Linked DNA regions of Mus musculus: all the other regions are linked to region 2. A link is a contact called in ENCODE Hi-C or POLR2A ChIA-PET data. All regions are on one chromosome and are shown on one strand. Each heading gives the region's core, a stretch centred on a gene start or an enhancer-like site at or near the end of the contact. The rest is flanking DNA. Distances are from core to core; before and after follow the strand shown.

Evidence for each region. A loop is a pair of places that touch in the nucleus more often than their neighbours do. ChIA-PET counts read pairs that join two places held with the same protein, here RNA polymerase II (POLR2A).
Region 1: a map of heart shows a loop between it and region 2 (4-fold over the local background). The contact joins the promoter of 1700101I11Rik here to the promoter of Clec2d in region 2. A Hi-C loop is called at or near these places in 1 of 37 maps with a recorded cell type or tissue (heart). POLR2A ChIA-PET finds 5 or more read pairs at or near these places in 1 of 5 experiments (Patski).
Region 3: a map of heart shows a loop between it and region 2 (5-fold over the local background). The contact joins the enhancer-like site here to the promoter of Clec2d in region 2. A Hi-C loop is called at or near these places in 13 of 37 maps with a recorded cell type or tissue (Patski, T-helper 1 cell, T-helper 17 cell and 4 more). POLR2A ChIA-PET finds 5 or more read pairs at or near these places in 1 of 5 experiments (Patski).

The regions. Positions count from the first base shown.
Region 1 is chr6:129,531,714-129,534,847 of GRCm38, forward strand. 1700101I11Rik (RIKEN cDNA 1700101I11 gene) reads right to left here and starts at 1,571. Exons shown (of 2, transcript NR_045270.2): 1 at 1,525-1,571; 2 at 234-1,229. Gabarapl1 (gamma-aminobutyric acid (GABA) A receptor-associated protein-like 1) reads left to right here and starts at 1,479. Exons shown (of 4, transcript NM_020590.4): 1 at 1,479-1,823. The coding sequence starts at 1,734.
Region 2 is chr6:129,178,564-129,181,953 of GRCm38, forward strand. It overlaps Clec2d (C-type lectin domain family 2, member d), which reads left to right and starts at 2,052. Exons shown (of 5, transcript NM_053109.3): 1 at 2,052-2,184. The coding sequence starts at 2,118.
Region 3 is chr6:128,838,296-128,841,478 of GRCm38, forward strand. No RefSeq gene overlaps it. Among named protein-coding and RNA genes, the nearest start is that of Klrb1b, 14 kb to the left of the region's middle. Within about 2 kb of position 1,341, at least 1 of the 3 ENCODE cell types and tissues checked has a DNase peak (open chromatin) inside an H3K27ac peak, as active enhancers do; it is heart, where a contact is called at or near this core.

The sequences.
Region 1 (3,134 bases), core at 321-2,820, 350 kb after region 2:
TTAAATTTTCATGTACTGCATACATTTTCAGTGGACTGAAGAACTGCCCTTCAACTAGCTGAGACTGTACATCTATAAAAAAAAAAAACAAAACAACAACAACAAAAAAACAAACCTGAAGGTTACTCAGAAAACAACACTATTACCATTTTCATCCCAGATCTGTCTCAACTGGTTGTAAAATTTCTTCTGAAAGACTTAATTGTATTTGGGTCAAGGGTAAAATGAGTAGCTGGGTATTAAACTATTTTTAATTTGAAAATAAAAACAACAATAAATAAATACAACAATATTATATACCAATTCATTTGTCTTCATATGTAAGAAAGATTACCAGGAGAAAACCAAGAAGTGGGCTATGTATTTCATGTTCTTGTTTTGCCAGTTAAATTCAGTTCACTTTATTTTGCCCATATTTTATAACCATATCACTAAGTCATGTACATAAAATCAGGCAACAGGGCTGCTTGCCTGGTACCACTTAGTAGTCATTTTATTTTCACAGCACAAAGCATCCTTGAACTTTATCTCCGATGTTCCCAAGATATAGGTCTGGAGTTACTGCCAGTAGAATCAGAAGGGTGACCCCGCATCCAAAGAGTCTTAAGATGGAAACCCGGTATGTCAGAGGGGCCTGGGCTGACTCTCTCTATACTATTGAGGGTCTTCCACCAGCATGCCAGTCAGAGCTTTTGGTGCCCAATAAGGCCTTTTCATCAGGACAACTACCCTACAGGTGATACCCACCCCAGAGCAAAGTATTGTTGGGGAAACATAGACACCTAAATGATTTGACCTCTGTATTTTCAAGAACTCAACAACCATGCTTCTGGGTGAACCTTATAAAATGAATGGATTCATCTCTCCTTGAACGTGAGTGAAGCCTGGTGTTCATCGCTGGCATCGCTTCTTCTAACCTTGATGACTTCATGTTCTTCACCCTTACACTTCTTCAAATCCATGAGTCATGCTCTGTTTATGTTGTCTCAGAACCAATTCTAGCACAGATCCAAACATAAGGACACCAGTCAGAAGGAGGAGTTGGGGCAGAGAAGGCAGGCCAGTCGTGGGTGCCAGGCAAAGGTCAAAATGCAAGCACAGGACATTTCAGCCCGGGCTACAAATCTCGTGACGCCTGGCACTTTTCCAACTCCAGACTCCTGATTCCATTGCTCTGGAAACAGCTGGATTTTCTTCCTCTGTGTTTGTTTTGGGCATCAAACAAGAAACTTGAAGGGGAGGGAAGACGACATTTGTTAGAGCATTCTTTGAATTAACAAATTACCTTTAATATCAATCCTCAAAAATAAAAACCCGACTACATGATTTTTGCGTTTCGATGGAGTGGTTTAGGAAAAGCTTGGGTGAAAAGAAGATACACAAATAAACAAAGCTTCTGTCCACCCGGATCCAGCAGGTCCTTAGCGCCGGGGGCGGAGCGGGGGTGGGGCGTCGTGATGTCACAGCACCGCCCTGGTGTTTTTGTGTTTCCAGCTCTTGGGAAAAGCCACCCTATTTCTTTACCTGGTGGTCCTTTACCTTCAGGCCGCGAGATCTCCAGGTCCTTCTCTGGACGTTTAGCCACGTAGTGCGGCGACTGGCGCGTGGGAGCTGACGCGGGTGGAGCGATTGTGATAAGGCTGACATTGACTGGGGGTGGCCAGACGCGAGACGCAGTCATCAGCGCGCGCAGCAGGCCCCGTCCGGGGAGCCCCTACATCCTGAGGTCCATCATGAAGTTCCAGTATAAGGAGGACCACCCCTTCGAGTATCGGAAAAAGGAAGGTGAAAAGATTAGGAAGAAATACCCGGACCGGGTGCCGGTGAGTGGGGGCGGGGAGGGAGAAGGCAAGCTTGAGGAGTTTGGGAGCTGGTTGCCCTGGAGCTACCGAGGTAGCCTGGCGATGGCGGGTGGCCCTGGCACAGGAGGGTCATCGGAATCAAGTATTCTTGACCGGCTTTGACAAGCTTGTATCCCCAGGGCCTGTAGCCACTTTTGGCATCTCGAAAGCGCAGCGTGCGCGTGGTGGGTGAGTCAGCAGGATTCAGCACCCATGGAGGTTGGGATGTGCGCGTGGCGAGGCCTGTGTGTGCGGGGGCGACTGGTTGGGGGCCGCAGATAGGATATGCTATAGAAAAACGCGTCCCAACCCTGTAGCAGCAGGTGAGATGAGCCTTGTGCCCATCCATGTCTGCTCAATTGGTTCTCCATGAAAACGAGTCTCCTTCCCATTTCCTTGAGCGTAGGAGGAAAAACTCGAGAAGCCCCTAGATTCTGACCTGCGTTTTTTTTTTTTTTTTTTTTTTAGAATTGGGGGTGGGGTGGGGTGAGGGGCTTCACCAGGCGGGCCCTCAAACAAGGTCATGCCTGCCTCCACCTCATTATTGTCTCCTGGGCCATGTGTGGAAAAAGAAGGTCCGTGCTCTGCACTGTGATAGGTGGGTGGGCTCTTGGATCTCAAGAACCAGTACTGAGAACCGTTTCCTCCATTAATTATACCCCGATTTAAGCAGCTAATACCTAGTTCATGCAGTGGGGAGAAAAATACTAAGGGAGTCTTCAGCATCCGGGTGTTTTCCACTTTACCCCCTCCCCCGCCCACTTGCCTTTTTTTTTTTCCTCCTCTTTTGAAGGCTGCGCAGCAGAATTGGAAGCAAAGGATGACATCGCTTTTAAATATGGTGGATAGAGGACCAGGGACTTTAAAAAATCGTTCTCTTTATTTGTACAGGCAATGATGTTATATTAGGTTGGCGTTCCTCTAACTTTGAAGGGTAAAAGAGCTGTGCTAACCTGATAATTTTTTTTTTTGATGCATAAGTAATAGGGGGGAGGGACTTCTTCCTTATTCTTTATCTCAGCCAGGGCTACCAGAAGAAACGGAGGTCCAGCAAGAGAAAGCCCTCAGCCCCATTTTCTACCCTCAGCCCCATTTTCTACCCTCAGCCCCATTTTCTATGAGGAAGAAGAGAGCTAACTATTCCACCATTCTCCAGAAATTACATATACATGGCTCTTCCAGAACGGCTGGGCACACTCCAGTCATGCCTTCCTACTACACAGTCCTTCACATGTTATTTCCTTGAGCTCAGGACTGTGGAGGATTGCTTTCAAAATTTCTCTCAGTTTGTCA
Region 2 (3,390 bases), core at 802-3,301:
ATATGTACTCACTGATAAGTGGATATTAGCCCAGAAACTTAGGATACCCAAGATATAAGATACAATTTGCAAAACACATGAAACTGAAGAAGAACGAAGACCAAAGTGTGGACACTTTGCCCCTTCTTAGAATTGGAAACAATCATCAATGGAAGGATTACAGAGACAAAGTTTGGAGCTGAGAGAAAAGGATGGACCATCTAGAGACTGCCATATCCAGGGATCCATCCCATAATTAGCCTCCAAACAATGACAGCATTGCATACACCAGCAAGCGTTTGCTGCAAGGAACCTGATATAGCTGTCTCTTGTGAGACTAGGCCGGGGCCTAGCAAACACATAAGTGGATGCTCTCAGTCAGCTATTGGATGGATCACAGGGCCCCCAATGGAGGAGCTAGAGAAAGTATCCAAGGAGCTAAAGAGATCTGCAACCCTGTAGGTGCAACATTATGAACTAACCAGTACCCCGGAGCTCTTGACTCTAGCTGCATATGTATCAAAAGATGGCCTGGTCGGCCATCACTGGAAAGAGAGGCCCATTGGACACGCAAACTTTATATGCCCCAGTACAGGGGAATGCCAGGGCCAAAAAAATGGGAATGGGTGGGTAGGAAAGTGGGGGGCAGGGTGTGGGGGACTTTTGGGCTAGCATTGGAAATATAATTGAGGAAAATATGTAATAAAAAAAAGAGTTGACAGCTTTCTTTCAAAACTTTAACCAAGACAAATTAATAAGTAAGTTACAGTTGTATTTTTTCAAAGGAGATGGACTCAGGGCTTAAAAGCTCTTGCCACATAATCCTGACCATCTGGCCTGGATCACAGGAGAACAGGGCAGCAGGAGAGGACAGACTCCTACACATATGCTGTGGCATAGATATGCCCCGCTCAAGAAATAAAGTAGTTTTTTAATGGGCCAAATGGGTAACTCTCCAGTGTTTCAAATAGTTGAATGTGACTATTGGATATAAATATTTATTACGCAGTAAAATCTGTTTGGTTTTTTTGATCTCCCCAGGGTTCTCTGTTTCCCAGAACTGTTGCAGGCCTGTGATAAGAAAGGGTAAGAGGTTCAAAGCTGTTAAAAACAATGAATTCATGAAATTCTTAGACAAATGGATGGATCTGGAGGATATCATCTTGAGTAAGGTAACCCAATCAGGAAAGAACACACATGATATGCACTCACTGGTAAGTGGACATTAGCCCAGAAGCTCAGAATCCTTTTTAGAAGGGGGAACAAAATACCCATGGAAGGAGTTACAGAGACAAAGTTTGGAGCAGAGCCTGAAGGAAGAGACTGCCAGAGACTGCCCCACTTGGGGATCCATTCCATAAACAACCACCAAACCCAGACACTAGGCAGATGCCAACAAGAGCCTGCTATAGCTGTCTCCTGAGGGCCTTTGTCAGTGCCTGGCAGATACAGAAGTAGATGCTCACAGTCATTCATTGGACAGAGCACAAAGTCCCCAATGAAGGAGCTAGAGAAAGTACCCAGGGAGCTAAAGGGATCTGCAACCCTATAGGTGGAACATCATTATGAACTAACCAGTACCCCAGAGCTCTTGACTCTAGCTGCATATGTATCAAAAGATGGCCTAGTCGGCCATCACTGTAAAGAGAGGCCCATTGGACTTGCAAACTTTATATGCCCCAGTACAGGAGAACGCCAGGGCCAAAAGTGGGAATGGGTGGGCAGGGGAGTGGGGGGGGGAGGGTATGGGGGACTTTTGGAATAGCATTGGAAATGTAAATGAGGAAAATACCTAATAAAAAATATTAAAAAAAAAAAAAAAAGAAAATCCCTGTGACCTCAGTAAGGTCAGCTTGAATTATGTTTCTAAATCAGAGTGTGCTGAAAGAGAAACGAAACACAAAGTAAACCAGAAGCAAACAGGAAAGTCAGTCTCCAGATGGCGCCAGTGTGGCTCCTGACCTTGAAATGCGTTTCCCAATGAGATTTTGTTAGGCCCTGAGCCAACCAAGCGTGTGTGTATGTACAGAAAGGAGGAGCTACAGGATTAGCTAAATACTGAAACCTCCCCACGTATTTGTGCCTCTCAGCTTTCAAGTTTCAATCCTGTAGTGGAAACTCAGCTCCTCAGCTCTGAGATGTGTGTCACAAAGGCTTCCCTACCTATGCTTAGTCCCACAGGCAGCCCGCAGGAGGTAGAAGTGGGTAAGTATTCAATAGTATTTGAACCAATGGGAGGGGCAGAGAGGAGTTTCAAACAGGGCAGGAAGGCAAAAGAGTTGAACCTTGAACAAAAGATTAAGAACAGAAGGGCGTCTGTGAGCCCGTCACTGTGGGTCTGCAGAGCAGGAGAATGCAGTCGGGATTAGCTATGAGGTTGTTACATTAGTTATTCTATCGGAGCATACAATACTCGAATAGTTCTCAGGCAAGAGAAATGAGCAGCGAGTCACCTTCTAACTGCCAGAGCTGTAGCCACAGCGTTCTCGCTTTGTACTTAGCTTGCTAGTCCACTCTTCCCAGGGATCTGGTAAGTTACAGTCTGGTGGATTACATCAAATTGCTGTAGTAAACGTTTGCTTTAAGTCCCTGAGTGAAGGAAACTCAGACAACAGCTTTGCAATGTGCATAGTGGCAGAAGTTGCCTGGGAAGCTTGGAGCTTGTGTTTTGCAGATCCATTGTAATTAAAATAGAATTGTAAGGGGGTGGCTTGGGGTGGGGTGGGGGTGGGGGGCGCTGAACCTACTCAGGACCAAATCCTTTCTGTTTTGAGCTCTTGATAAGTTACAGAAAAAGAATATAATGGGGTTTCCTACTTAATTCTTCAGAAAGGAAGCAAAATTGTGTTTCTTGTGTTTCAAACTGTCTATGCTCCATTATATTGTGTTCCTTTATTTTCCTTTTCCCCCTCATTCCTGTTTCTTCACATTAATTTTTTTTTTTTTAATTTGTGGAAAGACTACTGAATTTTGAGAAAGTAAGATTGACATCTATCAAAATACAAAATTCCCAACAAATGCTAATGTTTATCACTTAAACCAAGTATTCTGAAATAATAATAATAATAATAATAATAATAAATTATAATAAATTATTATTACTGAGGATGATGATGACTGACTGACTGATTGATTGATTGATTGATTCTTTGGCAAAGTCTCATACTTTACCCCAAGCTGGCCTGGAACTCCTGCTCCCTCTGCCTCAGCAGGGTTGACTTTTTAAAATCAAATACACAAATATTTAGCCATTGGAAACATTTCCTGAGAATGTGGAGCTTCTGTCTCAAGTGCAGCTGTTGCATAGCTAGCTGCAGGCATTTTGAAGCCTGTCTTGTGAATGTGGAGCTCCTGTCTCAAGTGCAGCTGTTGTATAACTAGCTGCAGGCATTACACAACTTCACTCCTTTG
Region 3 (3,183 bases), core at 91-2,590, 340 kb before region 2:
GTGTGTGAACCGAGCGAAGAGCGTAGGTTTGAAGCGAAATTAAGTGGAGTCTTGTCGGAGTGTTGAATTCTTTATTCCATTGAAAAAAGAAAAACATCTAGTAGCTTGCATCATCAAAATAAGTTTCGAGTACTCAATTAACTGAGCCGAAGTTTGCCGGCTCTGGTGGCGCAGGCCGGTAGGATTTGCTGAAGGAGGCAGAGGCAGGAGGATCTGGAGTTCGAGGACAGCCTGGTCTACACATTTTTTTTTCCTCCCAGTTTCAACAAAACCACAAATCCACGGCTCCACTGCGCCCCGAAACAAACTTCCAACCTCCACAAGGCCTCTTTTTATGTTTCTTCCTCCTGAAATCTGATCGGCTACTCGCACCCCAACCCGAACCAGCTTCTTCAGCCGCACCGGCTACTGCTCCACGCTGCTTACAAACCTTTATCCACGCACACGTCCGACCCTCACGCCTGCCCACGCCGCACTCCACACCCCTCTCTTCCCTACAGGCCTTCTCTACAATCCGCCTGCTTAGCCCTCTCGCGACCCTTTTCTACAGTTCTGCACGTGCGGAACGAGTCAGCAGCCACCGTTCAGAGAAAATGTTCGCTGCAAAGAGTCCGTTTTTTCTCGCTTCGAGTGTTCGGTTTTATGTACAAAGAAAGAAAGTGAGGATTACTTAGAGTCAGAAACAGGCTCAGCGGAAGCGCGGTTGCGCAACGCCTAACTTGCTACTTCAGGGAAAGAATACAGGGCGTCGTCGGGCTGGAGAGATGGCTCAGCCGTTAAAGGCTAGGCTCACAACCAAAAATATAAGAGTTCGGTTCCCAGCACCCACGGCTGTCTCTCCAGCCACCTTTTTTGTCGGACACCGCACCCACACACACAGACTACTAATATAGATAAAAGACAACTCTTAGAAAATGTTATCGGCTGTAACGAAATGGAAAACAATGATTTAAATAAAGCAAACAAGCAAGTAAAGAACTAACGTTCCACACCCTGCGTATGGCCGGAGGATTTGCGCGCTGGCGTCTGCCCTAGTCACTTAGCGTGATGACTTCTTTCATGCTGTTGCTAGTGACTCCAAATCAACTCGACGTCGTCCTCTCCTCCCTCCTCTCTTTACTACTCCTCTCATTTTGAAAAAAGTAGTTTTGGCATACATGGACCGCCTCAAGCACCAGGACCTAGGAACTCCTGACAGCTTTGCTCTTCTCTTGGGCTCAGCTGGCCTCAACTATTCACCAGGTTGCTTAGAGTTCTCCCTTCCCTAGATAGTTTGTGGCGATTCCATCACATCCAGGATGGGACCACTCTCCTCGTCTCTGGCAACCATTGTGTTTGTCTGCTCACTGACCGAGGTCCGGAAAGACCGACTCGTCACTGCACCTCTGGTATGCCCCCATGTGGTCAAGACCCCTAAGTGCATGGGATTCTAAGGTCTGTCAAAGGTGATGGGTGTGATACCACCTACTAGCAGGACCTAAGAGCCTCTGCTACTGTGGGATGAGGACAAAGGTGGATTGTGATTCATTCCGCCATGGACTTCCAGGCTTTTCTCAGTCAGTGGGGATGGAATGGAGGTGATTGAAACTAAACAGCTCTTCCATCCTAGATTGAAGAATTCCTGGACCTATACAGTCAACAAATATATAAATTTACTTAAAACAGTGTGTGTGTGTGTGTGTGTGTGTGTGTGTGTGTGTGCGTGCGTGTGCGTGTAAAACTCAATGCCGTGGATCTCCAGGGTGAGCTTTTTGGATGACACTGTCCTGTTGCAATGTCCAAGGCCGGACATACTTGTTTGCACACCTGGTCCTCACTCACTATGTCAACACGGAAGTAGGGCAGGATGCTGGCACCATCTGGCATGATAGGCGGCCCTTATTGGCTGATACTCTCTTAGCATTGGGCTCCTGTTTCACCATGTGATTTTCTTCTCAAGCATGCATCTTCTAGTGGGATGCTGCTTGCTTGAGCCCCTCACTGTCCATGACATCACCTACTCTTGGCTTAGCCTTCAAAACCACAGATTAGAGAAAATTCTTTCCACGAAAGTAGGATTATTTGTGAAGTAGAATAAACACAAGCTGGGGGTGGGGGGAGACAAGAAAGGCTGACAGCTTGGTCAATGTGACCAAAACATTATTATACGTATGCATGATCATATCACAAGGAAGCTTGTTATTTTGTATAATTAATACATTATTGCTGGGTGATGGTGGAGTATGTCTTTAACCCCAGCCTTCAGGAGGCAGAGGCAGCCAGATCTCTGTGAGTTTGAGGCCAGCTTGGTCTACAAAGTGAGTTTCAGGACAGCCAGGGCTGTTACACAGAGTAATCCTGTCTATAAATAAATAAAATAAATTATTATTAGAAGTTGAAAATGGCAATAATCAGATGTTTTCTTTTTCTTTTTGGGTTTTCGAGACAGGGTTTCTCTGTGTAGCCCTGGCTGTCCTGGAACTCACTTTGTAGACCAGGCTGGCCTCGAACTCAGAAATCTGCCTGCCTCTGCCTGACAAGTGCTGGGATTAAAGGCATGTGCCACCACTGCCCAGCTTCAGAAAAGTTTTCTTTATTTACATTACCTGGCTTCAATTATTTCATTACAATTACAAAAAAGAAATTCATATAGATTATGATTTCAAAGTGGGGAAAAACCCAAACAAATACTGTATTCAGCACAAAAACAAAACAAAACAAACAAAGGGAGTTAGGAGGTGGCTTAGCTACCAAGGATGTTATGAATTTTCAGTTTGATCCCTACAATCGAGGTGGAAATACCCATTTCCTAACCACACTCTACATTTCCCCTTGTATGGTTCCTTCTTGATGGTTATATTTGGTTTTATTGAAGTTGAAGAATTACTCCAAGATTTAGTGATTTGATATAACAAATGGTATTATAACATGACAGAGTGCAGGTCAGAAGTGTGGGGTAGCTGAGCTGGCTACTCTCACCCTAGTTTTTTTTTTTTTTTTTTTCCAAGACCCCAGTCAAGGAACATGGCAGGGCTAGAGTAATTTCAGAGAGAGATGGTAAAGGAATATGGCCAACCTAAAACAGATGGAGGGTCTCAAGTTGTTTCTTAGGGGCTGGGCTGCTTGCCTGAGAAGTGAGGTTCTGAGGTTGACACAGAGAGCATGCATGCTTGTACAGAGAGGGGGGGGAGAGGGAGGGGGAGA